2 separate regions of the Homo sapiens genome follow, and region 2 is linked to region 1. A link is a loop called in an ENCODE intact Hi-C map of the cell type or tissue named here. Cell type or tissue: B cell. All regions are shown on one strand. Links, peaks and the distances in the headings refer to the core of each region. The heading gives the core; the rest is flanking DNA.

Region 1 (16,173 bases), core at 5,571-13,570:
AGGGGTAGTACCACACACTTCCCCAAGCAGCATTTCTGATAACTTAGAATATCCTTATGAAGCCATCTCTAAAAAAATAATAGGTTTCTTTCCATTCGTTCTCTGAAATAGCCTCCTTTAAGTCTAGAGTGCCTGCAGCTGAACAAGCAGCTACCAGTGCAGTAGGACTTGTTGCTAGGGGGAGTTGCCCTTATCACTTCTCATCTAAACTCGGTGGGTTATGTGGAAAAAACGGCATGTGCTTAACTTCAGATTTTAAAGTCTTTTAACTTTGCAGTTGAGTGCCTTCAATTGAATTTCTTAATTAACTTTTAAGTTATGACTGTCTCTTATTCCCTCCTTACCTATATTGAAGGAGCCAATCAGTAAATACCTAAGTCCTGCCTGCCCGCCGTGAAGCAAGGAAAATGTACTTGCTAATGATTGAATTAATTCTCACACTTTAGTTAATATTGACCAATATTTCTTGGATTTTATTTCCAAAATGACTTTCTTTTTTTCTTGAAATACTGTTTTAAAAGTAGCTTTAAAATGTATCCTCCATGTAAGTATAACAAAACAGAGTGATTTATTCACAGCTACTTGTTTCAATAATGCAGATGTTCAGGGCTACAGTACTCAAATAGTGAGACTCAGGGAAGGGAGAGGAATTGGCTGAATTAATTTAAAAGAAAATCTGGCCGAGCACTGTGGATCACACCTGTAATCCCAGCACTTTGGGAGGCTGAGGCAGGTGGATCACGAGGTCAGGAGTTTGAGACCATCCTGGACAACATGGTGAAAGCCCATCTCTACTAAAAATGCAGAAATTAGCTGGGCATGGTGGCACATGCCTGTAATCCCAGCTACTCAGGAGGCTGAGGCAGGAGAATCCCTTGACCCAGGGAGTAGGAGGTTGCAGTGAGCTGAGATCGCGCCACAGCACTCTAGCCTGGTGACAGAGAGAGACTCCGTCTCAAAAAAAAAAAAAAAAAAAAAAATCTGTAGATGGGGATTGTTTAGAGAGCTGCTGGTAGACATAACCTTTCATTATTTTTAGAGTTTCAATTTGTAGCCGATTTGGTATTTTGAGACTTTCAGTTCATCTTCACTTACACCACTTTCATTAAAACTTCAGAAACAGAAATAGCCACAGGCAAACACTTTGAAGCATGCATCTTCCTTTTCTTATTTCTTACTAAGATATCTAAATTCAGACATTTGACCAGTAACATTGCAAAGATGATTCATATGTGTTACAAACTTAGAAAAGTCATTAGGAACATACTCAGATTTTGCTGTAAACATGTTTTGTTATAAAAGTGATGTGGGTGATTTTGCTTCTGCAGTTGAATGCAGTGAGTGGTTACTGTCAGAAACACAAAATACAGATTGTGACTGGTTAACAATCAGCCGATAAAAAAAGTAGCTTAGTTAACTGAAATTACATTAATTGGAGAATGAATCTAAGAAACCATAGAAGGAGCAGGACAACCCAATTTCCAGCATTATTCTGGTTTATCTTTTTCTCTGAGTGGTGAAAACAAAATACGTCGTAGGCTCAAATCTATTACAGTTTGTTTATTGTCAAGTCTTCATATGGTCCTCCATTATTTTGTTATTCTAGGCTTGCAAATTTTCAAAAACAATAAGGTATGTGAAAGTTTTATTTAAGTTAACAAATGTATAGCTTCTGCCTAACTTTTTTTTTTAATTATACTTTAAGTTTTAGGGTACATGTGCACATTGTGCAGGTTAGTTACATATGTATACATGTGCCATGCTGGTGTGCTGCACCCATTAACTGGTCATTTAGCATTAGGTATATCTCCTAATGCTATCCCTCCCCCCTTCCCCCACCCCACAACAGTCCCCAGAGTGTGATGTTCCCCTTCCTGTGTCCATGTGTTCTCATTGTTGAATTCCCACCTATGAGTGAGAGCATGCGGTGTTTGGTTTTTTGTCCTTGTGATAGTTTACTGAGAATGATGATTTCCAATTTCATCCATGTCCCTACAAAGGACATGAACTCATCATTTTTTATGGCTGCATAGAATTCCATGGTGTATATGTGCCACATTTTCTTAATCCAGTCTATCCTTATTGGACATTTGGGTTGGTTCCAAGTCTTTGCTATTGTGAATAGTGCAGCAGTAAACATACGTGTGCATGTGTCTTTATAGCAGCATGATTTGTAGTCCTTTGGGTATATACCCAGTAATGGGTTGGTTGGTCAAGTGGTATTTCTACTTCTAGATCCCTGAGGAATCGCCACACTGACTTCCACAAGGGTTGAACTAGTTTACAGTCCCACCAACAGTGTAAAAGTGTTCCTATTTCTCCACATCCTCTCCAGCACCTGTTGTTTCCTGACTTTCTAATGATTGCCATTCTAACTGGTGTGAGATGGTATTTCATTGTGGTTTTGATTTGCATTTCTCTGATGGCCAGTGATGGTGAGCATTTTTTCATGTGTTTTTTGGCTGCATAAATGTCTTCTTTTGAGAAGTGTCTGTTGATATCCTTCACCCACTTTTTGATGGGGTTGTTTGTTTTTTTATTGTAAATTTGTTTGAGTTCATTGTAGATTTTGGATATTATCCCTTTGTCAGATGAGTTCGTTGCGAAAATTTTCTCCCATTTTGTAGGTTGCCTTTTCACTCTGATGGTAGTTTCTTTTGCTGTGCAGAAGCTCTTTAGTTTAATTAGATCCCATTTGTCAATTTTGTCTTTTTTTGCCATTGCTTTTGGTGTTTTAGACATGAAGTCCTTGCCCATGCCTATGTCCTGAATGGTATTGCCTAGGTTTTCTTCTAGGGTTTTTATGGTTTTAGGTCTAACGTTTAAGTCTTTAATCCATCTTGAATTAATTTTTGTATAAGGTGTAAGGAAGGGATCCAGTTTCAGCTTTCTACATATGGCCAGCCAGTTTTCCCAGCACCATTTATTAAACAGGGAATCCTCTCCCCATTGCTTGTTTTTCTCAGGTTTGTCAAAGATCAGATAGTTGTAGATATGCGGCGTTATTTCTGAGGGCTCTGTTCTCTTCCATTGACCTATACCTCTGTTTAGGTACCAGTACCATGCTGTTTTGGTTACTGTAGCTTTGTAGTATAGTTTGAAGTCAGGTAGCGTGATGCCTCCAGCTTTGTTCTTTTGGCTTAGGATTGACTTGGTGATGCGGGCTCTTTTTTGGTTCCATATGAACTTTAAAGTAGTTTTTTCCAATTCTCTAAAGAAAGTCATTGGTAGCTTGATGGGGATGGCATTGAATCTATAAATTACCTCGGGCAGTGTGGCCATTTTCACGATATTGATTCTTCCTACCCATGAGCATGGAATGTTCTTCCATTTGTTTGTATCCTCTTTTATTTCATTGAGCAGTGGTTTGTAGTTCTCCTTGAAGAGGTCCTTCACGTCCCTTGTAAGTTGGACTCCTAGGTATTTTATTCTCTTTGAAGCAATTGTGAATGGGAGTTCACTCATGATTTGGCTCTCTGTTTGTTTGTTATTGGTGTATAAGAATGCTTGTGATTTTTGTACATTGATTTTGTATCCTGAGACTTTGCTGAAGTTGCTTATCAGCTTAAGGAGATTGTGGGCTGAGACAATGGGGTTTCCTAGATATACAATCATGTCATCTGCAAACAGGGACAATTTGACTTCCTCATTTCCTAATTGAATACCCTTGATTTCCTTCTCCTGCCTAATTGCCCTGGCCAGAACTTCCAACACTATGTTGAATAGGAGTGGTGAGAGAGGGCATCCCTGTCTTGTGCCAGTTTTCAAAGGGAATGCTTCCAGTTTTTGCCCATTCAGTATGATATTGGCTGTGGGTTTGTCATAGATAGCTCTTATTATTTTGAGATATGTCCCATCAATATCTAATTTATTGAGAGTTTTTAGCATGAAGGGTTGTTGAATTTTGTCAAAGGCTTTTTCTGCATCTATTGAGATACTCATGTGGTTTTTGTCTTTGGTTCTGTTTATATGCTGGATTACATTTATTGATTTGTGTATATTGAACCAGCCTTGCATCCCAGGGATGAAGCCCACTTGATCATGGTGGATAAGCTTTTTGATGTGCTGCTGGATTCAGTTTGCCAGTATTTTATTGAGGATTTTTGTATCAATGTTCATCAAGGATATTGGTCTAAAATTCTCTTTTTTGATTTTGTCTCTGCCCAGGTTTGGTATCAGGATGATGCTGGCCTCATAAAATGAGTTAGGGAGGATTCCCTATTGATTGGAATAGTTTCAGAAGGAATGGTACCAGTTCCTCCTTGTACCTCTGGTAGAATTCGGCTGTGAATCCATCTGGTCCTGGACTCTTTTTTGTTGGTAAGCTATTGATTATTGCCACAATTTCAGAGCCTGTTATTGGTCTATTCAGAGATTCAACTTCTTCCTGGTTTAGTCTTGGGAGAGTGTATGTGTCGAGGAATTTATCCATTTCTTCTGGATTTTCTAGTTTATTTGCGTAGAGGTGTTTGTAGTATTCTCTGATGATAGTTTGTATTTCTTTGGGATTGGTGGTGATATCCCCTTTATCATTTTTCATTGTGTCTATTTGATTCTTCTCTCTTTTCTTCTGTATTAGTCTTGCTAGCAGTCTATCAATTTTGTTGATCCTTTCAAAAAACCAGCCCCTGGATTCATTAATTTTTTGAAGGGTTTTTTTGTGTCTCTATTTCCTTCAGTTCTGCTCTGATTTTAGTTATTTCTTGCCTTCTGCTAGCTTTTGAATGTGTTTGCTCTTGCTTTTCTAGTTCTTTTAATTGTGATGTTAGGGTGTCAATTTTGGATCTTTCCTGCTTTCTCTTGTGGGCATTTAGTGCTATAAATTTCCCTCTACACACTGCTTTGAATGCGTCCCAGAGATTCTGGTATGTTGTGTCTTTGTTCTCGTTGGTTTCAAAGAACATCTTTATTTCTGCCTTCATTTCGTTATGTACCCAGTAGTCATTCAGGAGCAGGTTGTTCAGTTTCCACGTAGCTGAGCAGTTTTGAGTGAGTTTCTTAATCCTGAGTTCTAGTTTGATTGCACTGTGGTCTGAGAGACAGTTTGTTATAATTTCTGATCTTTTACATTTGCTGAGGAGAGCTTTGCTTCCAACTATGTGGTCAATTTTGGAATAGGTGTGGTATGGTGCTGAAAAAAAACATATATTCTATTGATTTGGGTTGGAGAGTTCTGTCGATGTCTATTAGGTCCCCTTGGTGCAGAGCTGAGTTCAATTCCTGGATATCCTTGTTAACTTTCTGTCTCGTTTTTCTGTCTAATGTTGACAGTGGGGTGTTAAAGTCTCCCATTATTATTGTGTGGGAGTCTAAGTTTCTTTGTAGGTCACTAAGGACTTGCTTTATGAATCTGAGTGCTCCTGTATTGGGTGCATATATATTTAGGATAGTTAGCTCTTCTTGTTGAATTGATCCCTTTACCATTATGTAATGGCCTTCTTTGTCTCTTTTGATCTTTGTTGGTTTAAAGTCTGTTTTATCAGAGACTAGGATTGCAACCCCTGCCTTTTTTTGTTTTCCATCTGCTTGGTAGATCTTCCTCCATCCTTTTATTTTCAGCCTATGTGTGTCTCTGCACGTGAGATGGGTATCCTGAATACAGCACACTGATGGGTCTTGACTCCTTATCCAATTTGCCAGTCTGTGTCTTTTAATTGGAGCATTTAGTCCATTTACATTTAAAGTTAATATTGTGATGTGTGAATTTGATCCTGTCATTATGATGTTAGCTGGTTATTTTGCTCGTTAGTTGATGCAGTTTCTTCCTAGCCTCGATGGTCTTTACAATTTGGCTTGATTTTGCAGCGGCTGGTACCGGTTTTTCCTTTCCATGTTTAGTGCTTCCTTCAGGAGCTCTTTTAGGGCAGGCCTGGTGGTGACAAAAATCTCTCAGCATTTGCTTGTCTGTAAAGGATTTTATTTCTCCTTCACTTATGAAGCTTAGTTTGGCTGGATATGAAATTCTGGGTTGAAAATTCTTTTCTTTAAGAATGTTGAATATTGGCCCCCACTCTCTTCTGGCTTGTAGGGTTTCTGCCAAGAGATCTGCTGTTAGTCTGATGGGCTTCCCTTTGTGGGTAACCTGACCTTTCTCTCTGGCTGCCCTTAACATTTTTTCCTTCATTTCAACTTTGGTGAATCTGACAATTATGTGTCTTGAAGTTTCACTTCTTGAGGAGTATCTTTGTGGCCTTCTCTGTATTTCCTGAATCTGAATTTTGGCCTGCCTTGCTAGATTGGGGAAGTTCTCCTGGATAATATCCTGCAGAGTGTTTTCCAACTTGGTTCCATTCTGCCCATCACTTTCAAGTACACCAATCAGATGTAGATTTGGTCTTTTCACATAGTCCTGTATTTCTTGGAGGCTTTGTTCGTTTGTTTTTATTCTTTTTTCTCTAAACTTCCCTTCTCGCTTCATTTCATTCATTTCATCTTCCATCACTGATACCCTTTCTTCCAGTTGATCGCATCGGCTCCTGAGGCTTCTGCATTCTTCACGTAGTTCTCAAGCTCCTGTAAGCACTTCTCTGTATTGGTTATTCTAGTTATACATTTGTCTAAATTTTTTTCAAAATTTTTAACTTCTTTGCCTTTGGTTTGAATTTCCTCCTGTAGCTCAGAGTAATTTTGATCGTCTGAAGCCTTCTTCTCTCAACTCGTCAAAGTCATTCTCCGTCCAGCTTTATTCCATTGCTGGTGAGGAACTGCATTCCTTTGGAGGAGGAGAGGCACTCTGCTTGTTAGAGTTTCCAGTTTTTCTGCTCAGTTTTTTCCCCATCTTTGTGGGTTTATCTACTTTTGGTCTTTGATGATGGTGATGTACAGATGGGTTTTTGGTGTGGATGTCCTTTCTGTTTGTTAGTTTTCCTTTTAACAGACAGGACCCTCAGCTGCAGGTCTGTTGGAGTTTGCTAGAGGTCCACTCCAGACCCTGTTTGCCTGGGTATCAGTAGCGGTGGCTGCAGCACAGCAGATTTTCGTGAACCGCGAATGCTGCTGTCTGATCGTTCCTCTGGAAGTTTTGTCTCAGAGGAGTACCCAGCCGTGTGAGATGTCAGTCTGCCCATACTGGGGGGTACCTCCCAGTTAGGCTCCTCAGGGGTCATGGGTCAGGGACCCACTTGAGGAGGCAGTCTGCCCGTTCTCAGATCTCCAGCTGCGTGCTGGGAGAACCACTGCTCTCTTCAAAGCTGTCAGACAGGGACATTTAAGTCTGCAGAGGTTACTGCTGTCTTTTTGTTTGTCTGTGCCCTGCCCCCAGAGGTGGAGCCTACAGAGGCAGGCAGGCCTCCTTGAGCTGTGGTGGGCTCCACCCAGTTGGAGCTTCCCAGCTGTTTTGTTTACCTAAGGAAGCCTGGGCAATGGCGGGCTCCCCTCCCCCAGCATTGCTGCCGCCTTGCAGTTTGATCTCAAACTGCTGTGCTAGCAATCGGTGAGACTCCATGGGCATAGGACCCTCTGAGCCAGGTGCTGGATATAATCTCCTGGTGCGCCATTTTTTAAGCCCGTCGGAAAAGCGCAGTATTAGGATGGGAGTGACCCGATTTTCCAGGTGCCATCTGTCACCCCTGTCTTTGACTAGGAAAGGGAACTCCCTGACCCCTTGTGCTTCCTGAGGGAGGCAATGCCTTGGCCTGCTTTGGCTCACACACAATGCACTGCACCCACTGTCCTGCACCCACTTTCTGGCACTCCTTAGTGAGATGAACCCCGTACCTCAGATGGAAATGCAGAAATCACCCATCTTCTGCGTCGCTCACGCTGGGAGCTGTAGACCGGAGCTGTTCCTATTCGGCCATCTTGGCTGCCACGCACTTTTTTGTTTATCCTCTGTTCTTCCCTAATGTTCATAAGTTATTTTACTGATCAGTAAGCTAAATGAATATTTGTGTTTTTCTGTATCCAGTATCATAAAGAATTAAAGGTTTCCATGAAAGCCAAATAAAAATCTATTGGATACAAGAATTTCTTAAATTACCCACCGACTTGTCTGATTCTCTTGAGGTTTACAATTATTTAATTGCTATTTTTTTCTCATTGATGTCAAGAAACAAGGAAAAGGAAATACACTTAAATTGAGCGTAGGGTCTGGTGACACCTAAAAATTATTTATGGAAAGGGTAAATAAACAAATACGATGTTTTGCTTAAGTGGTTGAGTAATATAAATATTAAAAGTCTTGTAAATGTAGAAAAGTTAGACATTTCAAGGCTTATTTAAATGCTGTTTGAGATTATCTCTTGTGATCCCCTTCAGTTTAGTGGCACTTTTTGATAGGCTGAAAAACAAGAAACAGAAGAAGTCAGAGTATAATGAGTTCCTTATTAAACTACACTTGCCCTAACTTCCATTCAGTGTTTTAGTTGGTTTACTCTAATACTATGTTCATACACTTTCAGCAGACTTATAATTTGTAATTTTCTCTGTTGTCAGGTTAAAGACCATTAAAGCAAAACAGAAAATGCTAAACAGCTTTATTTCATTCCTTCATCTATCTATTCAACAACTAGAAATTGAGAATTTACTGGGTGCAGGCACTTAGCTAGCCACAGGGGCTACTAGGAGAATAAAATTATATCCACAAGGATCTGGTGGTAAAAATGAAAGAGAGCAAAGGGTGCTGATACAAAATTAGAGTGCATTTTTAAAGTGTTATATAAACACTGACAAGTACAGGTTACTATAGTAGCACAGAGAAGAGGCTAGTGGCATCTTAGTAGAAGAAGAAACCTTTACTCTGGAATCAAAAGATGAGATGGAGTTAGGCAAAGAGGGAGAGAAGATGTGACTGTCCTTGCAAAGAGCCTGGCTTTTTTAACATCTTACTCTGTCTGAGTTTGAGAGGGGAAGTTTAGGAGATAAAGGGGTATGCAGGCGGTTCTTCATGATAGGCCTCATGATCCAATCCACGTTAAAGAGTTGGAACTTGACCCAGAGAACAATGAGGGATCATGGAGGAGTTTAAGCTGTAAATTAAAATGTTGGATATGTACTTTAGAGGGATTTCTCTGGCTCTAGCTTTGGAGAAAAGAAAGGAGATGGAAAGATAAAAGTAAAGAAGGTCAGTTACAAACCTGGTGAAGTAACTAAGACAGGAGAGTCTGAACTAAGATGAACATTGAAAGTGGGTAGATTTAGGTCCTAGGTTCAGTGGTTGAATTTCTAATATTCTCATTATGTGCCTTTGTGTGTGTGTGTGATTCTCTGAGTTGTTATCGCATTACTGAGTGACAGAAATTGCTCTAGTATCTTTGGGGTCTCAGCTTTTAGCACAGTGACCACACTATTCATTGTTGGGTAGACAAAACTCAGGGGTGCTGAGCTCTCAAAATTCACCTTTTATACTGGTGTCCATGCAGAAATTGCCTCAAAATTCAATCTTCACTCCTGAGGCAAGTTATCTAGAGAAACAACATGATGTTATGTAATTGAGGAATTTTGATACTTATTTGACTTTTCTCTACCCTATAAGCCTGATTTAGGTTTCAGGGTCATACTTTCAACACACTGTGGCAGTGTGTTGTAGCAGCAGCTCAATAGGCCCATTCTAATATTTCTGGTGCAGTCACAATTTACAGTAGTCTAGACATCACATAAGGAAGAGGAAGTCTGGAAGAAAAGTACAGAAATAGTGTTTGATGGGAGGAAGCGCTGTTAAAAAGAAGAAATGACCCATAAAAAGGTACGTATGTTTGTATGTAGGTATGTAGGTACGCACACATGTAGACACACAAATATGCTTACATATATATTAAAAATCTGAATTAAAAAGTTACAGGGTAGACTGCATTGACCCTGTACTTTCAAATATATATATATATATATATATATATATATATATATATATATATATATGTGATATATATAGCTATATTACAAACTTCTATGTGAAGCATCAGAAGTTTCAATCTAATCATATATTTAGTGGAATGAACTCTTCCATAGATGATAATAATAGGAAAATAATTTAGTGAATAATTTAGTGAATCTACTATAAAGTACAATAAAAGATATAGGTATTTGCAGCAATTCAGAAAAAATAAACCCAGCATATTGGTGACTAAATTATCCACTTGGGTAGGAACATGTGTCAACACCTCTTCTGGGGCTTTAGTGCAGGTCCCCAGAGCACTGATCCTCAGAAGGAGACTAGAAAAGTGGGAGGAGGAGAGAGGGGTGTGAGCTGTGGAAAGGAATTTTTATTCAGTTGGAATGGGGTGGCTGCAAACTTTATTTTACCCCAGGAATATTTTTTCCTACTTCAATAATATTTAACTCAGCCATTTTCCTCTCCAATAAACTGCCAAGCTTGTTTGGCTGCATAAATAAGCTGAACATGAACCACGGTGCCTGATGGTGCCAGCAAAGACAGAAAAGGAGATTAGGATGTGAGAAAAATTCTCTTAGGTTGCCTACTTCATATCCTGTCAACCTTCAGGTTAGGATAGAGTGATTCTGTTTGCCATTTATTTGACTTAAGTTAGAATTACATCTTGCCCATAGTGTTTGGAACTGTGAAATCTTAATAAGTGCTACGTTAGCCAATTCAAATAAAGCCACTCTTGAATCACCAATACTGCAAACAGAGCAGAAAGCTCTAGGGCATATTAAATTAATACGTTCTCAATCTCCTACATAATTTATATTCTGAATCCAATCAACTGAACAGTTGAGAACTTGAGCTCACTTTTTTCTGTCCTCTGTCTTCTCTTTGTGTCTCTTTTCTTGGAGAATGGTGTCACCACACCAGAAAGGAGGGAGGGGGTATAGTTTTAGTTCATTTATTCTTTGTGACTGAATTACTATTATTTATTTCAAACTCTCTTGCCTTGCCTCTTGCCATCCTTTAACTTAGGACTACATTTGTTCTTGTTGGAAAGTTTGCATTGCCTTTAAGCCACTCCCTGTACTTTAGATCATTTGCAAAATTTTCTTCACATTGTCCACAAAAGGACCAACTAATAGTCAAGCTGATCATGGGTTTCCCATGTTTAGAATACTTCAGTGGCCCCTATGAGCCTCAGGCAGTTCTCAAACAGGGACATGGGCCATGAATGTTTAAGAAAATGTACATAAAAGTCTTTACCCAAGACCTACAAAATTGGAAATCTCTGGGATTGGGGCCCAAGTGTGTGTTTGAAAAAAGGATTCGCAGATCATTCTAATGGTCACACTCAATTGAGCACAACTGACCTACGAGATAAATCTAAATTACTTTGTATGACATATAGAACCCTACGTTATTGGGCCCCTTTCTTGAATATTCTTAGATGACACCTTGTATTTTTTGCTTCATCGATACTGAACTCTGTTTAGTTTGCAAAACACAATTTTTTTAATGCCTCGGTGCCTTTACACTAAATGCTACCTCTAAATAGCCTTTCCTTCCCTTGATTCATCCACCTGCAAAAAGCCTGACTATCTTTCTAGCTTTGCTTTCTCTAAGCCTTTCTGCACTTCTCAGCAAGTATTACATGGTATTTTTTCCCTGTGTTTCCTCTATATTTTAACCACAGGTCCATTATAATAATTATCATATATTTGTTGGCATCTTTCCTCCTAAGAAATCAAATGAATATTTAGATTTTTATATTCCAGTGGCTTGGCTCAAAGTAGGTAATGAAATAAATATTTGTCAAATGAAAATGCAAGTAAAGTAAAAGATGTGTGGATGAATAGAAGTGATTCAACAAAGTTTGTGGTTGAAGAAGACAGGAGGTATATATAAAGAGAGGTTTTAGCTGTAGACTTTTGTTTTGGAGCTATGAGCACAGGCCTTCCATTTCTGTTAAGAATATGCTTCTTTTTCTTCTGGAATCTCCAAAAATACTTTTTATGTATCCAGTATATTTATGTGATTCAGAGCAGAGCTTTCTGTAGAACTTTTCTTACACTGACTTCTGAAGCTAGGAAATTATAGTTGAAGGGTAGGATTGCCTATAAAAATGGATACCTCTTAATAATGCCTCTACTAAAAAGAAGAATGTGCTACAAATGTACTATTGGACACATGCAGAACTATTCCTAAAAATGGACACTGAGAAACCTCAAAGACCCAGGGTCTGAAGTAAGTAGGTGCTTTTTTTTCCATTTGAGGAGCTGAGTTCACCAACCTTCAATACATTCCATCGTTTTGGGCCCCAAGCTTTTGAGTGAAATGTTAACCCATGAAAAAATGAATGAGTTTAATGTGAACACAACACAGTTTTCTGTTCCTAAGGAGGAAACAGGCTCAGAGAACTTTTTGCACACCAGGAGTCATTCTGTTGAGTTTTATGTGTGTAAATGAATCAGAAACCATATGGATTAAATTTCTCTTAAAAATACTTAGCCCTGTACATAAAGAAAAAAGAACATTGAGAGAAAATCTGAGTGGAGTTGGAATGAACTAGGGAGAGGCAATGTTTAATTAAGCCATGTTGTGGCCAGATGAGGCCCTTTCAATTTCCGGCTATAAACCTCTCTTGTTTTTGAAATACTTTTAACTTCTGTTTCCTTTTAGTCTAGCTTTCCTTTGGGAGTGAGCAAGTGGTTTCTCAACTCTCGGACTTCCTAACTTTGTTTCAGTTAAAGCATAGAATACACACAGATGTCACAATGAAGACACTGATAAGAATGATTATATTTCAGTATCCTCCTCCTACCTATCCGTCCCATCCTACCTTTGGTTGGAGTTGCACAGGCTGATCTTGGCAGTTGAGTTAAGGCAGAATCTTCCCATTACCAGCGTGATTATTACTCTTCATCAGCAGGCAAAGCTTGGCTACTCATCTGTTTTAGCACAAACCAAAAAGAGAGGTATTCCTGGTTCCAGCTGGGCTCTGGTGGTACAGGAAGAAGCTGGTTGTGTGGATTTCTCCATGGTGGGGAAACATTTGATGCTAAGTGTCAATCAGGATGAGGACTGGGGAAAAAACTTTATTTGAAAACACTTGGAAAGGAGAAATGGGAAATGCTGAATTCTTGCATTCTCAAAGGCTGGCTGCCTTTCTTTTTGTAATTAATTATCTCCCCTGCTGAGTGCTTATTTTCTTCATGTCTGTTGATTTGATGTTCTGCAACCATAGTGGTGTAATAGCACCCTATCTTTAACAATACATTGAATATATGCAACTCTTTCTCTGAGGGTGCTGGATTTCTTGTAGGTATTCAACTTAGTTCTCTTTTCTGAACTTGGGAGAGTGTGAGTTTGACGTTTACAAGGCTAGTCAGTGGATGTGGCATGGCTTTGATAGATCGAGCTGGAGAGAAGGCTTTCCCTTAACAAGGTAAGCATGAGCTTGCACAAAGAAAATGTTCAGTCTATAGCAGCTGTGCTACCCTGTTGCCCTTCCTTTTGTTCAAGTGCACTTCCCTTTAGTGGCCTGGATTCAGAGATTCTCTATCGCAGCTCTGCACTTGGGCAGTCCTTATTTGGGACAGCTCTTTATCTTCCTTTATAATTGTGCAGAAAGCTCTCAAGGTGTCCCCACTCACCTACATGCAGTTTCCTTTTAAAAGATGCAAACAGTTTATTGTATAATACTTAAATTTTGATACTCTTCCATACTCACTTGACAGCTGAATTTTATGATATCTTTCAACCACTCCATGGTTTGGAAAATATGAAATCTCTGTGAACTCTCTTTTCTTTCTCTGCTTCTCAGTCAGTGTTTCTCTCTGTCCTTTCCTTTATGCCTTCTGTTCTATTCTGTGCATGCAGTTTTCAAGATGTGAGTGAAAGAGAAAGAGAGAAGAAAGAAGTCTCAAATTTAGACCTGGAGAGCTAGAAAAGAGCTTGGAGATCATTCTAATACAGAATAACTCAAGGGAAAGTCATCCTCTCAATGCTTAGATCTCCCCACTGGTAAAGTGAAACACCAGTGGGGGGATCTAAGCATTGAGAGGATGACTTTCCCTTGAGTTATTCTGAAAGTTGATGGCTAAATTCTGGTTAGTTTACTTAGTCACTTAGAGTCTTTTTTCTTATAACTGCCAGGGCGTATTTTCAGAACCCCAAAATCTGGTTCCTTAGTCTGGCAAAGCACTTTTTCTGAAACCTGTGAATTTCCCTACAGAGGTTTATAAAATCTCATTTTGTTGCGTAGCTTGTATTTAATGGAAATAATAACATTACAAGAAATCTGCACTGGTAGAAAATCTGGACTAATGTGTTGTTAATAATGCACAGACTCTCATGATGTCTTACACTAGCCTGGGCTCTCGACTTACCCAACAAGTTAGTGGCATCTGGGACTAAACCCCAGTGTACTGGTCCACGCAGTGGTTCTCAATCTTTAGCATTCATCAGAACCATCTGGAGGGCTGATTCAGTAGATCTGCGGTGGGGCCCAATAATTTTCGTTTCCAACAGTTTTCCTGGATGCTGTTGATGCTGCAGGACCAGTGATCACACTTTAAGAACCACTGCCATAGCAGAAATAATGGTGTTTCTTTCTCTTCTGCCAGCCTAGTTAAAAGGGAAAAAAGTAGGCAAATTCAAGCAGTCTTGCTGAACAGTTCTCTAACTCTCAAATTCAGACTGTTTATCTTCCCTGTCAAAGATGCACTCATCTTTTAGGGAGATTATATGAATTGTTTTATTATTTACCCCAGAATAATACAAAATCTTTTTGATATATGGTGGCAACATCAATCTTTAAATCAATAAATCACCCTTTATATTTTATACTTTCATAAATGCATGTATAACTTATCTAAGTCAATTTGCATTTGCAGTTGCCACAGTGTGCTTAACATCACACAGTTAGTAAGCAGAGATATGGCAAGGATTAGAACTCAGTCATTTTAACTCCAAGTCCTATGTCCTTTTGATATAAGACTAATTGTGAAAATCAATGAGTTAATGGCACCTTTCATTGTCATGTAAGGATGTGCCAATCTGTGTAATGTTGCTATGCAGGATATACCAGGATTAACCTTGTAAACCTTGAACTAATTATTCACATTCCATGACTCCTATAACCATCTTGAATTGACCTGATGGATCTGCCTGAGGTAAACTTTTTGTTACTATTTGTCTGAGAGTTCCTTATGGATTATGGGGACAAAAACAAAGCCAAAAATAGCCACAAACAAATGTACGTCTAGCCAATTAGAGTTGCACAGATCTCGTCACAAGCATGGGGCAGCTGTAACAATTTGTAATCAGAGGGTTCTGCTGAAAACTTGTCATGGAGCTTATTCTTGAGCAGTATTTTGAAGAAAGATAACTGATCTGGTTTACAATATAGGAGAGGACACCTCTGGTGAGGAAAAAACAAGCAAGTAAAGACTGGTAAGCATTGTCCTTTGGCAGGAGTGAAAACCTAAAGGCTGCATGTAGCAGAAAGAGGAGGCCAATTATGTAAGTGAGAAGCCAGTTGAAAAAAACCATGACGCATGTGTCCCTGAGATACTTAGCTAAGACAATACTGTACATAATCAGGGTTTCCTTCATGGAAGTCAGGCAAGAGTCCAAATGAGAAATGCACGTTGTATCATCTACCCTTTCTAGTCCTCTATGAATGTTTTCTATAGGAAAGTATGCTTCCAGGGAGATTCAGCATGTATTCTGCAGCTGTGGGAAGTGGCATTAGCAGGCCAGAATGAAAATAAATCTAACAGAAGGGCAGAATGGTTAATGTGCCTGAAACCCTGGATACTGCAGTGGCCAAAAGAACCTGGAAGGGTCTGTGAGACACTGGATTGCGGGGTAACAATTTATGGATAACCTTCTAACAAAAGATTTCCCGTAACATTTAAAGTTGGTGAGATCCGCCTTCCCAAGATGGTGGGCATTGCCAGTAGAAAGTCCCAGCTCCTGGAAAAGTGATTACATTGAGCCTATGGAGTCATTCCAACCATGTAAGGGCTTGGCGGTGACTGAAGTGTGCGCTTTGCTTTGCTTGACATTATGTTGAGCTTCAGTTGGCTTGTAGCTCATCTCATTTGACAAAGCAAAGCTGCCTTATTGTTTGAACATTCCTCTGATGTTTATGTGCTCCTATCCACTCAAAGTCATCAGGCAGGATGGTTAGAGCCAATGCTGTTCATATGTAATTATGTTTGCTTTGAAATGCATATCTGACTCCTGCCCTGGACCTCAGCAACTGAAGTGACATCCTGTATACAGTCCCTATTTTATGACACTGTCTCCCACTGTGAGGTAAAAGTTTCCTGGAAGATAACAAA
Region 2 (16,173 bases), core at 5,236-13,235, 57 kb after region 1:
AAAAAAATTTACCAAGTGTTAGAAAGGTTAATGAAAACCAGTGGATAGGTAAAACACCCCTGGGTGAAAAACAGAGAGGAACCCCTGACCACTCTTAGCTCTACTGGAATTTGGGGAAGCCGGTGACTTTAAGATTTAGCCCAATACAAGTAGGACCATGTTGCAGCTAGCATGGAAGGAAACAGGTGAATAAATATCTTGACCTGTCTCTCTTGTGCTCTTCTGACATCCCGAAGTAGCCTCTCTAACCTAACCTGAAGCCAGAGATCAAGAGAGCTTGGTTTATGGAATTTATAGAGATTAATCTCTTAGAGTATGGAATAGAGTGAGGAGTGGAGAGAATATCTGGGGGAACAAACAGAGAATATCTATCGTATTTACTAAGAGAGAATTTTAAAATATCACATGGTTTTGGCTCAAGTGCATGGGGATGGGCCTTATGGAGCTTAAATCTTCCTAATTCCCATTTCTAACAGGGGAAATACTCTTCTAGATATAGAGAAAAATTGAAGTCATCTTTTACTCTTCCTTCTTTGTTTCCTGTTTAAGCTATGACTAGTTTCTGTACATGTTTCTTAACAATATATAATAATGCATCTGTAATGCAAATGTATACCATTTCTACTGCCAACACGTTTCTTGACCTTACCCTCTTATATCAAATTAATTGCTTTATGATAACAAACTTTTAAGAGTGTGGTATCATTAAATCTCCATCTGCTTTGCGCAAGAACCTACCCTGGCTCTCAGCTGCTACAGATACCAAGTGTAACATCCTCTGCCTAGGCTTAGAATTTCTACAACACATTCTCAGCACATGTAACCAACAATCTTCACTTCCTAATTATTCCTCCACATGGGTCTTTTGCTTATTGTAATGTACTCTGCACATATGGTTCTAATTTCTGCTTTGGTTGATGTTATTTCCTCCACTTTGAAAGATTAGCCCTTGGCCACTAAATCTTAAAACCCTACCTTCCTCTTAAAACCATTTCCTTTATATACTTTTCCTAACTAATCAGCCTGCCCTTATGACACTCTGTTCTTAAACTTTTATTATATTTACTTGATTTTCTAAATACTGTCACACTCATTTGTTTTAAAATTATGTACTGTGTTATTCTTGTACTGAGAGCAAAGAGTTTATTATTTATTTCTTTCACACACTTCACATCACCTGAGATATTTAAAGAAATAATATCTGACACATGGTAGTCTGTCAACATATTACTTTCGAGTTAGATTGGGCACCTGACTTGTACTTATTTATTAGTTCGTTGCTTCTTTGGTTAATTTAGAGCAGCTGTGGAAGAATTAACCAACTCACACAAACAAGCAGTGCATACTTTTTAATGACTAATTTATCTCTTAGGTATTTGCCCTAAAGGAATACATTAGGGAGAAGCTCAAAGACTTAGCTTCATGGATGTTCTTCATGTTCTTTACAACATAAAATGTTCCTTATAAGACAAAAATTATAAATGTATTACAGCAGTAGAGGATGTTAAAGTATGTATACTCAAGCAAGTACTATATAATTCAGCTTTTAAAAATGATGTAGATGACTACACTTGGCATAACAACAATACATGACTTTTAAGTTTTGAAGCAGATAATAAATATCTTTTTATTTTGATTACTGTTTTGTGAAAATTGCTCTGTATGTTTATACACACATGTATAAACACGTAAAAGTATGGGAGAATTTATATGGTGTTAACATTGGTTATCTGTAGTGGGTAAATTAGAGATTTTTGTTTGTTTACCTGCATTTTCAACACTATAAATATTGCTAAACACTTTGAAAATAACTATCACAATTAAGACATTTCCCTTAGTTATGGACTTTACAGAATTTCCATACAATGTGATCAAGTTAGCTATTTCAGTTAAAGGACTTTATTTTATTTACTGAATGACTTAGTAAATTAACCACAGTAAATGTTTGTCAATTACAGCATATCCTGCCCTAAGCCTTGTCTGTTGATATTTAAACTACTATTTTTATGTTACAATTTGTTTGAAAAACTTGTCAAAATATAAAATTTATATAATGTCAAATAAGAAAATGTTAATAAAAATTTCATCCAGAAGTAGCTGTTTCACATATACAAAAAGGACAACAAAGGATAGCATTACTTGGAGTTTTTAAATTACAAAATGTGATAGCTTAAGATTTCAAGGAGGTAGCATTTATGCTAGTGCGTTGCTTGAATTCAACTTATATGGCACATGTACAATTCAAGATCTTAAGTAGAACCTGAAGATATAGAACTAAACAGGAGTTATACATACACACACAAATACACATGTGGATAAAATGAATATTAGATGCTATGTTCTAAAACTGAGATAAATCACAAAATGAATTACTTCACAAAGTCATTTCAGTAAGTAGAATAAATTCTTAATTGAAACAATTATTTTTACCACATTATGTAGAAACCATATAGATTAAATGTATGTAATAAAAGGTCTTTATTACAATGAGTATCTTCAAAGTATCTAGCAATTTTTTAAAAATTACTTCAAAGGTAGGGAAACAAAATGGGAAACGGGATCTATAGGCCAGAGAAAACTAGATATGATAAAAAGCAGGAAAAGGTACTTCCTGGAGGAGGAGAACAAAGGCAATTCCTCCAACACCTCACCTTGTAAGGCATGGGGGGAGAGGAATACTTCTAACATACAATTTCTTGGGTTTTGGTTGGAGAGCGCTATGCTTTATCAGTCTAAGCCCAGAAGGAGGGAAATGGCTGAGGACTATAATTTTCTGTGCCAAACCAAGTAGGTTGAAAATTGAGTAAAATACTACTTTAGCTAAATATTACTATTTTTTGAGCTGGGAAAAATGGACAATATAATACAGTGGACAGGAGCATGGGCTTTTGAGTTCAGCACACTTAGTTTTTAACACTGGCTTCATTATGTTAACAGTTCCCATTCACTCAACAATACACATTTTTAGCCGTTAACTATATGCCAGGCAAAATGCTTGGCATTGGTAGTAAATTAGGGAGCAAAACACATATTATTTTTCCCTTACAGTTTAACGAGGGAGATGGACTTTAATCAATTCATCTTACAAATAACATAACTACATACAATGGTAAATCAGTCCAGGAAAAATTCAAGAATCTATGCAAGTATATTTTAGATGTAGACAATCTTAAAAATGGTATAAAATTGCCAGGGAAAGAATGTTGTCCTAAGGTAGATGGGAGCATGCTGCCATTTATAGAAGGGTAGTTGCTGGATGATAGAAAGCCATAGAAAGCAAAAAAGTGTAAGAGCAGAAACAAAAAAACCAAACATCGCATGTTCTCACTCATAGCTGGGAATTGAACAGTGAGAACACTTGGACACAGGAAGGGGGACATCACCCACCGGGGCCTGTTGTGGGGTGGGGGGATGGGGGAGGGATAGCATTAGGAGATATACCTAATGTAAATGACAAGTTAATGGGTGCAGCACACCAACATGGCACATGTATACATATGTAACAAACCTGCACGTTGTGCACATGTACCCTAGAACTTAAAGTATAATAATAATAATAATAATAAAAGAAAGATGTCAGAATATTCTGGAGAATTCAGTGAAGAGGCATTTGAAAAATTTCAGACAAGAGATAATAGTTGCCTGAAATTAGAGAGTGGTAGTAGTAGAGATACATAGTAGAGATAATGATTTCTATATTTCTGGCTTTTGCAACTGCATAGAAGAGGGTGACAGTCACTGAGCTGGGGAATACATAATGAGAGCCAGATTTACTTGCATTTTAATTTGACTAAGTTGAGTTTAAGACATCTTTGAGATAAGTGGAAATGTCAAATAAGCTTTTGAATGTATCTGAAGCTCAGAGTGTCCTAGATTAGAAATATTACTCCGATATTCATTGGCTTACAGTTGGTTATTGAAATCATAGGCCTGGATGAGATAGCCTGGAGAAAGAGAGTACTAGAGTCAGAAGAGAAGAAATTATTGGATAAATCTTTTTAAAAACTCTAATATTTAAAGGTCAATTAGAGTCAGCAAAAGACATTCAGACAACAGAGAAATTAGGGAAAAACCTAGAGAAAACAAAGAAACAAAGGAAAGAAGGTGCTTCAAGGAAAGAGTGGTCAATAGTGATGAACACTTCTAGAAAGTCAAGTCACTGAAAAGTGAACATTATCAAACACGCAGCTTGTGAGTCATGTAAGTGGAATGCTGGGTGCATCAACCAGGCTGCAGTGGGTACAGTGAAGAAATAGATTCAGTATAGACAGTAGGCAAACAAAAAAATAGAATAGCGGGAAGTCAAAGTACTTTTTTTAATGACACAGACTTTTAAGTATATCTCAGCACTGAATGAAATGATCCACTAAAGAGAGAAATTTAAAGATAGAGAAAGGATAGCTGGGCGTGGTGGCTCATGCCTGTAATCCCAGCATTTTGGGAAGCCGAGGCAGGTGGATCACCTAAGGTCAGGAGTTCGAGACTAGCCTGGCCAACATGGTGAAACCCCATCTCTACTGAAAATACAAAAATTGGCCGGGTGTGCTGGCAGATGCCTGTAATCCCAGCTACTCAGGAGGCTGAGGCAGTGGAATTCTTGAACCCGGAAGGCAGAGGTTGCAGCGAGCCAAGATCATGCCATTACAATCCCACCTGGGTGACAAGAGCAAAACTCCATCTCAAAAAACAAACAAAAAAAAAAAAGAAAAGGAAAAGAAAGAAAAGGAAAGAAAGAGAAGAGAGAAGAGATAATCAAGAGAAGGCTTATCACAACTATGTCTAAGTCTACCTTGTTTTCACAGCTATAAAATGGGGAAAAGAATATCTACCTCATAAGATTATACTACCAATTAAATAATATGGTGCGGGTAGAATGCTTAGTAAAATTTCTGGCACACAGAATGTGTTTAATAAATTGGTGCTTAAGATGAATCTAGCAGCTAACATACATATTAGTCTTATACATATTAGATGCTCAACAAGTATTCGTTAAATCTTGAGTGAACATGATTCTGGCACATAATTTTTGATTATTGGGAATATAAAAGATTCTGATGCATCTTACTGTATACTGGGTTATAGCTACACCTTGGATATTCACTGATTATAATGATGATATATGATGTTTGCTCTCTGATGATGTTGATGTTTTGGGTATTTGTTTTCACAGGGTACTATTTTTCTGCCTGGAAATAAAGTTTCTGAGCATCCCTGCAATGAAGAGAACCCAGGGAAGTTCCTTTTTGAAGTAGTTCCAGGTAAGATATTTTCCTAGTCTGATTAAATTATTGTCATCCTGTGTTGGTAAAGGTGAAGATGGGTCAGACAGGTTTCATTCTTTTTTGAATCATGACTGAGAACCTTAATTTGAGGCTTGGTTAGTGTTGACGCAGATAATGACTGCAGGTTTATATACTAGTACAAATGAATGCACTCACACACACATACTCTGACCACATAACTACTGGATTTTCATTTGTCCATGAGACTCCATAGTTGACCACAAGTCATGATACAGTATTTGTTCAGGACTATTGGAGATGAATTTGATTTTACAGCGCTCTTGTGATGTGAAATTTGACAAGGGGTTATAGGTTGAATGCTTTGCCCAGTGGAATCACTGACATATTTCCTCACAAAATTGTATCTTCAAGGAGGTTTTGCAAAAAACAAAAAAAAAAACAAAAAACAAACAAACAAAAAAAAACAACTCTTACTACTTAATACTTGTAATACTGACCAAGTATTACAGTTCTGTACCTCAGCTTTGCTCCCAACCAACCACTTCCACATGTTTTGCTGGTAGAGCTGAGGACAGCTCTGCCAAGACATCAAATCCCTCAGTTAAACTTTTGAAACATCCTTTCGTTTTTCCTAGTCATCTGTATTCATTCCTCTTAGTGAACCTGATCTCCACTAAAGTCTTTGACTAACCCAGCAACAATTCCTCCAAGGCCATGTTGTCTACCTCTTTGATCAATTCTTCAACTTTTCCTTATCCCTCAATGTAAGAAAAAGGGAGGTAGGAATCTGGCTCCGGTTGACCGTTTGTGTAATATTGATATTGATTTGATCACAGTCTAGGGTGGATGTGAATTTATTTGGGTAAGTAATGTGGAGTTCTTATCAATAATGCAGTCAATAAAATGTATTTTTCCTATATTTATATTAAATGCTGGGAATCTAAAATGGAAAAGCATATTTTCCCCTCGATGAAAACAGCTGTGGCACTAAGTTCATCTGGCTCATGATGGAATCCATGACTAAATGTGAATTAATGCAGCTGAAGTGCAGAAAGGTTAGTCAGATGCAATGTGTTATTTGTTTCCCTCCAGGGAGAACATATTTTAAGAAACCTGAATCTTATTTGCCTTATTAAAATCCTTTTATTCTTACTTCTTAGTGGAATACCCTGTATAGAACCAGATTCCAGATGTTACAAAGTCTTTGAAGTATCAGTAGAGGAAATGTCTTTTCCGATTTATTCTCAGACAATAGCGCATGTTGGCTTTTAAATCAGCGTGGTATTGAACTGATGGTTGACTCTTTATCTCCAATAATGCTAGAGGTCTACTTTTCCATTCAGTCTGCTAGCTGCAAGGAGGTTTCATCTTTTGGTGAAGAAGTTCTCAAGTAATATAGACGGATATTTTCAATACTGTTTTAGAGAGAGCCATGTCTTCAAGACCAGGAAGTAACAGATAAAACCTCTTCTCCAACATTGCTATTCTAAATCATCTGTTTCACATGCAGTGCGTATGACATAATGGCTTTTGATGAACAAAGCCTAAGAAGTTTAAGACTGTGTAATATGGAATATGAAGGTTGTCCTTTCAAACAAATTTATAGGAAATTCAAGCTTGCTTCTGTAATTATGGACTTAAATATAGTATGTGAGTAGATCATTTGAAAAGATGCTTCCTGAATTATTAATACAGTATGTAATAGCTGCTAAATTAGGTTTTATAATTCTAAATCATCTTACGGAGTGTGAAGAGAAGTGTTCCAAATGTATCTTTGAAGACAGAGCTGGAAAGACAAAGCACTACATTGAGAATCCAGTGTCTGTGTCATTCATCCTGGTCACTGGGGCTTTACTGGTGTGCCCTTGACATCAGGATGGCATTTCTAGGCAAATGCTTTTGTACTTCTGTGATAATGTGGGATCTGTATCAGGTTATTTTCATCAATATTTGCATTATTGGGGTTATTTAGGGATAACATAACAATTACTTTATCTTTGCAAATGGGAATGACAAGATAATATTTTTCAATTTTTTCAATGGTGTAATTGTTTAACATGATAATTTGGGATGTTACAACAGAGTGTTTTTATTTGTCAGAATGCATAGGAGGCAGCAAGGATTGCAGAAATGTGGTTGGTAATGTGTATAGAACCCTCGGCAGGCCGTGGGCCTACCTGGCAGCAGATCCTCATAAAGCATATTTATTCTAGATTGGCTTTCTCTATAAAATTCTTTCAATTGCCACTTCTGAAAATCTATCATAAAGATGATGCTTACAAACCCAACAAGTGTCTATCTTTACGGATAGCTAACTCAAGCCTAACTCTCCAGAGTTTATGAGTGAGTAGGAGAGGATTACATATTTTAATTTCATCTGCCCATAATGATTTCCAACAAAACTAACAAAAGCCTCTAGCAAGCTCTTTGCCATATATTTTAGCACTATATGCATACGTACACATTTGTGTGTGTGTTACGAATACAGTTTATCCATATGTGCACTGTATGTCCTTATAATTTTTCCATGTGTGTATATATATATATATATATATATATATATATATATATAGGAATTTTTATTTTGTTTTATTTTTGCTTTTGCTTTATGCTGAAATATCCCATGAAACCAAGGAAAATCATATTAAAAAAACAAGAATTTTCAATAAAATTGAGCGTCTCAGGTCTTTGTGTATTACTTATTTATATTTGTTTACAAATTATATTTGTATGCATATTTTAGGCTTTTGTAAAAACCTATCTGAAAATAAATCTACCATGTTTTAGGGTTGATTTCCTATAGATTCATTATCCTATGAAATGAATTATCTCTCTGAATAATGCCATGAGTTATAGATTTTTCGCTCCAAATTTTTCCTATTTCTCTACTTGTTATTCAAAGGGATATCAGCCAAATTGGCAAATTTGAAGTCTTCTCTTTCAGACATGCCAAATTTTAGACTGAAGTGAACTATTATGGCCAAAGTCCAAGCTTTTGGGAAATGTGGTTGAGAAAGAAAGATTGGCAAATCTTTAATGAACAGTTCTTGAAGAAAGAACATGCAGTTGGTTTCTGCTTCTCTAAATGTGTTCTAGTTGAATTTTCCTTGAAATGTTTTAAAAAAATAAAGAGTAGTTATTGGAATAATGATGCCTTAGCTTTCTTAGGAAAGAAGTTTCTCAGAGAAAAAAATAAAATGACAAAGAAACAGACAAGAAATAGGCAAAACAAGACAAAGGAGGACTATATGTATCTCCATATATTTAGAAACCACATCTTTCTTGCTTTTTACTGTATACCTAACACCTGGAAATAGCACAGTATAACATATGGTGCTAAACAAATATTTCTTGAAGTGCATATATTTACCAGGCTTATGGAAGAATCTCAGTCATATGAAACTGCCCCCACTCTGCTATGTTGAACTATTTCCTGTTGCATAGGACCTTTTCTCCCCTGTTCCCGCAAAGACCTCTTTGTCACTCTAGTGGCAAAAGTGAAGAGAAACTCCTTACATGTTTCCTTTCCTACTTTTCTGCCTTCCTTTCTGATGATGAGACCAAGAGACGGATGGAAGAAGGTAGAGATCTTCCTACACAGATGATACTGCTGGGGCATAGCCCCTTCACACTGACTGGTCGTTACAGACTTTCCTCTCTAAAGGCTGAATCTTTCACAGATGCATTTGTGGATTTTTCAGGGTCTCTGGAATTAGAAATCCACTTCACATGCTAGTATTCTCCCAGCATTGGGATAGTCCTGTTGGATGGGATACAGCGAAAGGCCTCAAAGGCCAGCTGCTTGCTTTGTGTTTATTCAGCAACTAGGAAACTCATGTACCCTGGCCTGCAACGTAAGGGAAATGCAGGCTGTTCCACTGTTGCTGCCTCCTTTGGCTTGTCACTTTCTCCAGGGGTTATCAGCTTCAGTGCCCAGCAAGGTCAGTGGCTTGCCAAGCTTCAGAGGCCATCATGAGTCCCTGACTTAGAGAAGGAGTGAGTCACTGTTCTAACACACATCAAAATTTACCAGCAATACTCTTGTTCTGATAGTTGGGAGAATTCCTAGTCCTCCCCCTCAAAAACCAGTGCTGATTTTGAAAACTGCTTCCTCCAAGTAGCACTTCCTCTTTTCTAGTTTCCCCCTCAAAACAGTCAGGGCCATTTGGGTTCTCAGAAGTGCAATGCTTTCTCTCAGTAAACCTGGCAGAGAAGTGGCTAGGTGCAATTTCCATCGGTCTTTTCAGCTTAGAATGTGGAGTTTTAGCCTCTTTTGGGGGGTGGGGGGTGGACCTTAGCTGCAGTTCCTGGATAATGGGGATAAAACGTTTTATTTACATCTATCTATAATCTTAGATTGGATTCCAGGAAACACGCTGATGGAGAATGACATTAGATTGTCATGGGAAAGGTTCTCCGAAGATATTTTTTCTGCAAGAAAGTGAGGAAAGCAGGATGCGACAGGAACACCTGCCCTGCAACGCTGTAGCAACTGAAGTCTTAGCTGATCCAGTGGGGTCCCCTGAGGCGGTGATCCCTCTCAAGTTTGCTTCAAACTGAGGGGCTGGGGCTTTGTTTCCTCTTGCTAACTAGTCATTGATTGGGAGCAGGAAGACAGATAAACTTGGGTGAAGCTGTTCCTGCTGCGTTGTAGAACAATTCCCATGAGAATCTCTTTGTGCCTTCAGCAACCAATATACCAGTCTTTGGGATCTAGAGAGAGTACTACAGTATCCGTTATAATGTCTGTAGCCTTATCAGTATCTAGACATCTGTATTCCAGGCAATGTTCCAGGCTGTTTGCACGTATCGCTTTATTTAATCCTTACTACAACTCTATGAGGCAAGCAATGTCATTATCTTTATTCTGCAAACGACAGATCTGAGGCACAGAGAAGTAATTTGATCCAGGTTAAAAAGCTAACACTGGGCCAGGCGCTGTGGCTCACGCCTGTAATCCCAAAATTTTGGGAGGCCGAGGTAGGGGTATCACCTGAGGTGATCCTGAGGTTGGGGCTTGGATCCAAGGTGGGGGGATCCTGAGGTTGGGACTTGGAGACCAGCCTGACCAACATGGAGAAACCCCGTTTCAATAGAATATTAAAACACAAAATTAGCTGGGCGTGTTGGTGGGCGCCTATAATCCCAGCTACTCAGGAGGCTGAGGCAGGAGAATCCCTTGAACCCAGGAGGCGGAGGTTGTGGTGAGCAGAGATCTCACCATTGCACTCCAGCCTGGGTGACAGAGTGAGACTCCATCTCAAAAAATAAAGTAAAAAAGGCCTGGAGCCTATTTTCTGAAATATGAGCATGTGAAGTTATTTTTTGAACTGGAATGGATACACTGGTATCTTTCCAGACTCATTCATTAAGAATGAGAATTTTGGCACTTGATAAGAGTAGGCATTTTTGTTTTTTAGCACCTATTTATAATACAATATATAATACAAATAGGCACTAGATAGAGATGCCCACTTACAGTTCTTTTGAAAGCATGTTCTAAGGCTACAACAATCCCATCATGAAAAAGTGGGGAGAAACAGACATTTTCCAGCAGTGATCTTCCTTATTATGAATAAAGGTAACAAAGGTGGATTCTACGGATGGAGTGCTTTCTTATAGACAACTGTCAACGCTCTGGGATCCAATTCTCTTTCATTACCGAGTATACATTGCTGAAATTGTTCTCAGCTTCTTCACAAACTCCCTTCACATACTGGCCAAGCTATCACTCACTGTCTAACCACCAACCAACACACCTGATATTAATCATATGCTGGGACTCAGTCCATCCACCAAGCAAAGATTCTTCATGGCTTTCAAGGGCAATTGTCAATATTCCAGACCCTAAAAGGCCCATCTGACCCAGTGCCTAAAATCAATATTAACTAAAAGTAGGAGGTGTTCTTTCCTCTTCCTTCCTCCAGGGAAAGAAAAGAAGAGGTGAACACAAAAGACAAGGGGATGAGGAATGAAAAGTAGCCATGGAAAAAAATAAGATAAATTTTGAAGGATAATCTAAAGTGATTTTTATCTGCCTGGAAACAAAATTAGGCCTTCAAAAAAAAAAAAGATGTTATTTATCCTACCTTTAGCCACAACTATACTAATTATTTCCAATACCCTCAGACAATTACATGTTACTTTTGTACATTTCAAATTTTAAAAAGTTTCCATTCTAATTATTTTTTCCAGAAGGATTTCTTAGGAGATAGGTGAAAAGTTAGAGGACATGGGTGCCTAAAGAATCTAATAAATGCATTGATCCTTTTGCCAAAAAAAAAAAAAAAAAAAAAGGCAAATACCTACCAAAATTGCACATACTTTTGAGGACTTCAGAGATTCCCTAAAATGCAATCATTGACTGTAGTTTAAGAATAATAGTTTATATTGGGAACCAAAGACTTTATTATCTCTCTCTCTCTCACCTCTCTCTCACTCTTTATCTCTATTTTAGCTAATCTGTCTATGTTCCTATGCATTTATCTATTTTATCTATGTACATGTGTGCATAAACTGTTATTTGTAATTATCTGTTATACCAATCAGTTTTAGACTTTTACCTCTCTGATTCAGTTGTTCTTTCTCCTGTTTCTATGATTGTGTAACTCCACAGACCTATTTTGCACATTTACAGAAGAACTTTTCCTGGATGGAACATTTCATGGGTCTGGAGGCTGTAAAATTTTTAATTTAGTAAAACTTCAACCTACTTAGATGGTTACTGCAGCTGTGTTACATAATAGGCCAGCTGAGAAATAAATAGTTATGAGATAGATTCATGGGTGTCTCTGGGAAAGAAAAAAGTTTGGCCAATTTTTGAGTTTTTGGGATAATAATGTAACAACAGCAATAAAAGTTTACCATACATGTCTGCATTTGTGACTCCTTCTGGGTTGAATAAATAACGTCATTGGCTACATTAACTTGCTGTCATTTGAAAATGTAAGCCAATATTTGACATATATTTTATATGAAAATGTAGGAATGTTTTAATTGTGTTTTAGCATCAAGTTTAGTCACTTTCTTGATCACCAGTTAAATATGCTGCTTAGGCATTTAATTTTACAACACTCCCTTATCTTAACTTTTTTTCTTTTTTGTGTTAATTCTGTAAGTTAAAATCCATGCAATTATATTTGTTACCCCAAAGCAGCTGTGACAATCTCTTTTTTTGTCTGCCTAAGTCTGTAGGCAGCCGTGAAGCTTGTATTTTTTTTTTGCTTAGATTTAATATGTGCAAATCATTTAGAGAATGTGAGTAGGAGTTGCTTACGGTATGAAAACATAATTCTATATACACAAGTAGCTCTACATGAACTAAATAAATGCATTGGTGAAAGCAGCATGTATTAACTACTATGTGTTCTTAAAGAAAGTGTTTGAGATTTTTGTTTCAAAATTCCCTTCCTACTTAAAATACATTAAAATATACACTTGAAAGAAGCTATTAACATGGTACAAAGAACGTTTTAAAAATGTTTTTAATCCTTTGGAATTCTGGCTAATGTCATTTCAACCAACATACATTTGGGGCATTTACGAACTGATGGACAGCATGATCATACGATCCTCCTGTGAAGTGTCCCTATGAGGAGTGAGTGTCCTCTCACAGTGTTGGTAGACATATTGATCCAGTCACCATCACTATTCGCTAGACCAGGGGCCAGCAAACCTTTTCTGGAAAGATCCAGGAGTAAATATTTTAGGATTTTGTGACCATAAGGTTTCCACTACAGTTGTTCAACTCTGCCATGGTAGCGAAAACAAATGGATGTGGCTGTATGTCAATAAAATTTACTTATGGTCACTGAAATGTGAATTTTATATACTTCTCAAATATCAGAAATATTATTCTTTATTTTTTTCCAACCACTTAAAAATGTAAAAAATAAACAGTGAACCAGATTTGGCCCGTGGGCATAGTTTGCTGACCCCTGGGCTAGATAAAAAAAGCAAACCTATGAAAAGGAAGATGAAATACTGATATAAATCACTAATCCCCACTGGTGCCACCAGAGCCAGAATTAGAACTCTGAGACAGCCTGTCTCCCCAGGCCATGGCATTATCCATTGCCTCAAAATCATGATTCAGGAACTATTTGCCAATATTTTTATTTAGAAGTTCCATCTCTGAATAATATCTATGCTTTAAATCACATTGAACTTTAAAAGTGTTAGTGACCAAACTGAAATCTCTTTTAAACACCATCTCAGTTCATTTGGAATTCTAGATTCTGACCAGAACTGAAATCTCTTATGTGACTTTATGAATACCATTAATAGGAGATGGGATGTGCCTAGCATGAAAAACATGTCCCATATTTTATTCAGTCCACACAAATTCAGGGAGTTATTTACAAATATTCTGAGATTGAAGCAACTCTGGCAAGATCAAATAAGCTTGAAGTGTCTTCTAAGCTTTCCTTTATATGATGTACATTAGCTGTTTTTTGTTTTGTTTTTTGAGACAGGGTCTCACTCTGTCACCCAGGCTGGAGCACAGTGGTGCAATCACGGCTCACTGCCGCCTCAACCTCTTGGGCTCAAGTGATCCTCCTGCCTCAGCCTCCCGAGTAGTAGCTGGAACCACAAGTTCACACCACCATGCTCAGCTAATTTTTTTGTTTTTGTAGAGATGAGGTCTCACTATGTTGCCCAGGCTGGTCTCAAATCCCTGAGTACAAGCAGTCCTCCTCCCTCAGCCTCCCAAAGTGCTGGGATTATAGGCGTGAGCCACCACACCCAGCTTGCATTAGTATCTTAAAGCTCTAAGTATCTCACAGAAAATAACAATACATTATTTGTAAGTAAAACAAACAAACAAGCTTATCTTCTTAGAGGGGTAGTTTGTTTCCCTTACCACCCATTTATTAACATCTCCCTGCCCCAAACCCACCAGTTTTCTTTTACCATCAGTATGAGAAATGTTCCCATAATATTAATATTTAATATTTACTGAAATATGTGTCAGGCCCTGTACTGATATATGTCAGGCATTATATACAATGACTCATTTAATATAACTGCACACACACACACACACACACACACACACACACACACACACAGAGAGAGAGACTGGGCATGTGTGTGTGTGTATATATACATATATGTATATGTGTATGTATGCAAAACGGTGGTACAAATTCACATTTTTAATAAGTGGTAAAGCCAGGATTCACACCCATCTGCGCCCACAAAACCACCTTCTTATACCAATAAGAATATGGATAGGTTTATTATCTACACTACACTGAGGCCAAATATCTGAGACTTAAGAGAAACAAGGATGACAAGAAGAAATGGGGTTATAGGTTTAAGAGTCAGTATACTCTGCATTTCATTCCTTTCTCCTCCATACTCACAGTCCTTGCATTGTCTGTGTTCTCTTCCTTCCCTATTAGATTGGAAGCTCTTGAGAAGAGACACCTTCTATCCCTACTGCCTAGCAGAGTGCTGTCATGTAGTGTATGCTTAATGCATGTTTGTTGAATTAATGAATAAACAAGACTGCAGTTTTATCATCTATGGATTGATCACATTGGATTAGTCAAAGTTAGAGTTGTCTAGGTCTGAGTTATTTAACTTGATTATTGACCTTTTTCCCAGTGCCTCCTGAGACTGGATCCTAGAGAAGTTCATTAACTTCTCAGACTCTACACGATTTTAAAAGTAGACAACATTATAGCTAGATAGGAGGAAAAAGTTCTAGTGTTCTATACTACTGTAGGGTGACTATAGTTTGCGTTAATATATTATCATGTCAAATAGCTAGATGGAGGATATTGAATGTTCCAAACACAAAGAAATGATAAATATTTGAGATGGTGGATATGCAAATTATCCTGATTACTCACTATACATTATATATATTTCACAACATCACTAAGTACCCCATAAATATGTACAATTATTATGTGTCAATGTTTTTTAATAAAAGAAAGTAGTACTCTCCTCATTCTTGAGTCCTTCATTAATACACCAATAGTGTCTTTTATTACTTTGAAAACAGAAGCTATTTACAAAGAAGTTATTTGCTGAAATAAATGTGATCTTTCCCATTGTTCTTTGTGATATGGTTTTAATTATGCATTCTCAGGCCATTTGTGTTCACCTGCTTCTTTTATCCAATAATTGAAAAGGGCTTTCAATCTAATCAAGCTATGAAAATAGCAAAGTACTAAACAAATGTCAGCTGCTGTTATTACAAATAGAGTTTGTCCAGGCAGGTCTTTGTCTATGGTAGGGCTTCTTTGAGCCACAGAAAGAGTGTGTTTGGGTGACTTGATGGCCAGTGGAGAGAAAAACCAATAGGTTAGAAACGATGTCAGAATGAGAAAGGGGAATCATACTTCAAAGGAAAAGAAACAGATGAGGAAAAGGAAAATGAGTGTGCAGCAGAACAGCTGCTGATAATTAAGAGTGAGAGATAAGCTTGTAGCCAGGAGAGCACTGGCATATCACTGAGACCTGTGCCAACTCTCAGGGAACCAAGGAAGGCTTTTTCTTTTCTTTTTTAATAGAAAACTGAGATGAAGTGGTCCTGAATGTTTCAAAAGATAAAACCCTAAGGACCATCTGCAGCCCAATAATGCATCCCTAGGACTGTCAGGCTTCCTGGCTTTAAAATGGACCTTATCTTTATTTGCCTATTCATTTGTGGGTTCATTTAGCCCATGCTAATCAAATATTTATATTTCAAACATAGGATTAATAAACAAAAATTCAAACTTCTTTTTTTTTTTTTTTTGAGACAGAGTTTCGCTCTTGTTGCCCAGGCTGGAGTGCAATGGTGTGATCTCAGCTCACTGCAACCTCCACCTCCCGGGTTCAAGCGATTCTCCTACCTCAGCCTCCTGAGTAGCTGGGATTACAGGCATGTGCCACCAAGCCTGGCTAATTTTGTATTTTTTTTTTTTTAGTATTT

The links. A loop is a pair of places that touch in the nucleus more often than their neighbours do. Peaks named below come from ENCODE experiments on the same cell type or tissue, not always from the same donor. Only the 100,000 strongest peaks of a DNase experiment are listed, where the experiment ranks them.
Region 2: a loop joins it to region 1, with 2.7 times the contacts of the local background. A loop is called at or near these places in 2 of 110 quality-filtered maps.

Annotation. Positions count from the first base shown.
Region 1 is chr4:85,659,838-85,676,010 of GRCh38, forward strand. All of the region lies in intron 2 of ARHGAP24 (Rho GTPase activating protein 24), which reads left to right. Among named protein-coding and RNA genes, the nearest start is that of MIR4451, 55 kb to the right of the region's middle. RefSeq lists an enhancer at 6,788-7,987. In B cell, for the core only: no CTCF peak of the experiment used is centred there; DNase peaks (open chromatin) are centred at 9,604 and 13,353; H3K4me3 peaks cover 1,596 bases; H3K27ac peaks cover 5,584 bases.
Region 2 is chr4:85,716,715-85,732,887 of GRCh38, forward strand. ARHGAP24 (Rho GTPase activating protein 24) reads left to right here. Exons shown (of 10, transcript NM_001025616.3): 3 at 5,171-5,258. MIR4451 (microRNA 4451) reads left to right here and starts at 5,754; the gene lies at 5,754-5,819. It overlaps LOC124900728 (a long non-coding RNA gene), which reads left to right and starts at 5,276. Exons shown (of 2, transcript XR_007058169.1): 1 at 5,276-6,298; 2 at 6,404-7,930. In B cell, for the core only: no CTCF peak of the experiment used is centred there; a DNase peak (open chromatin) is centred at 9,277; H3K4me3 peaks cover 969 bases; H3K27ac peaks cover 6,464 bases.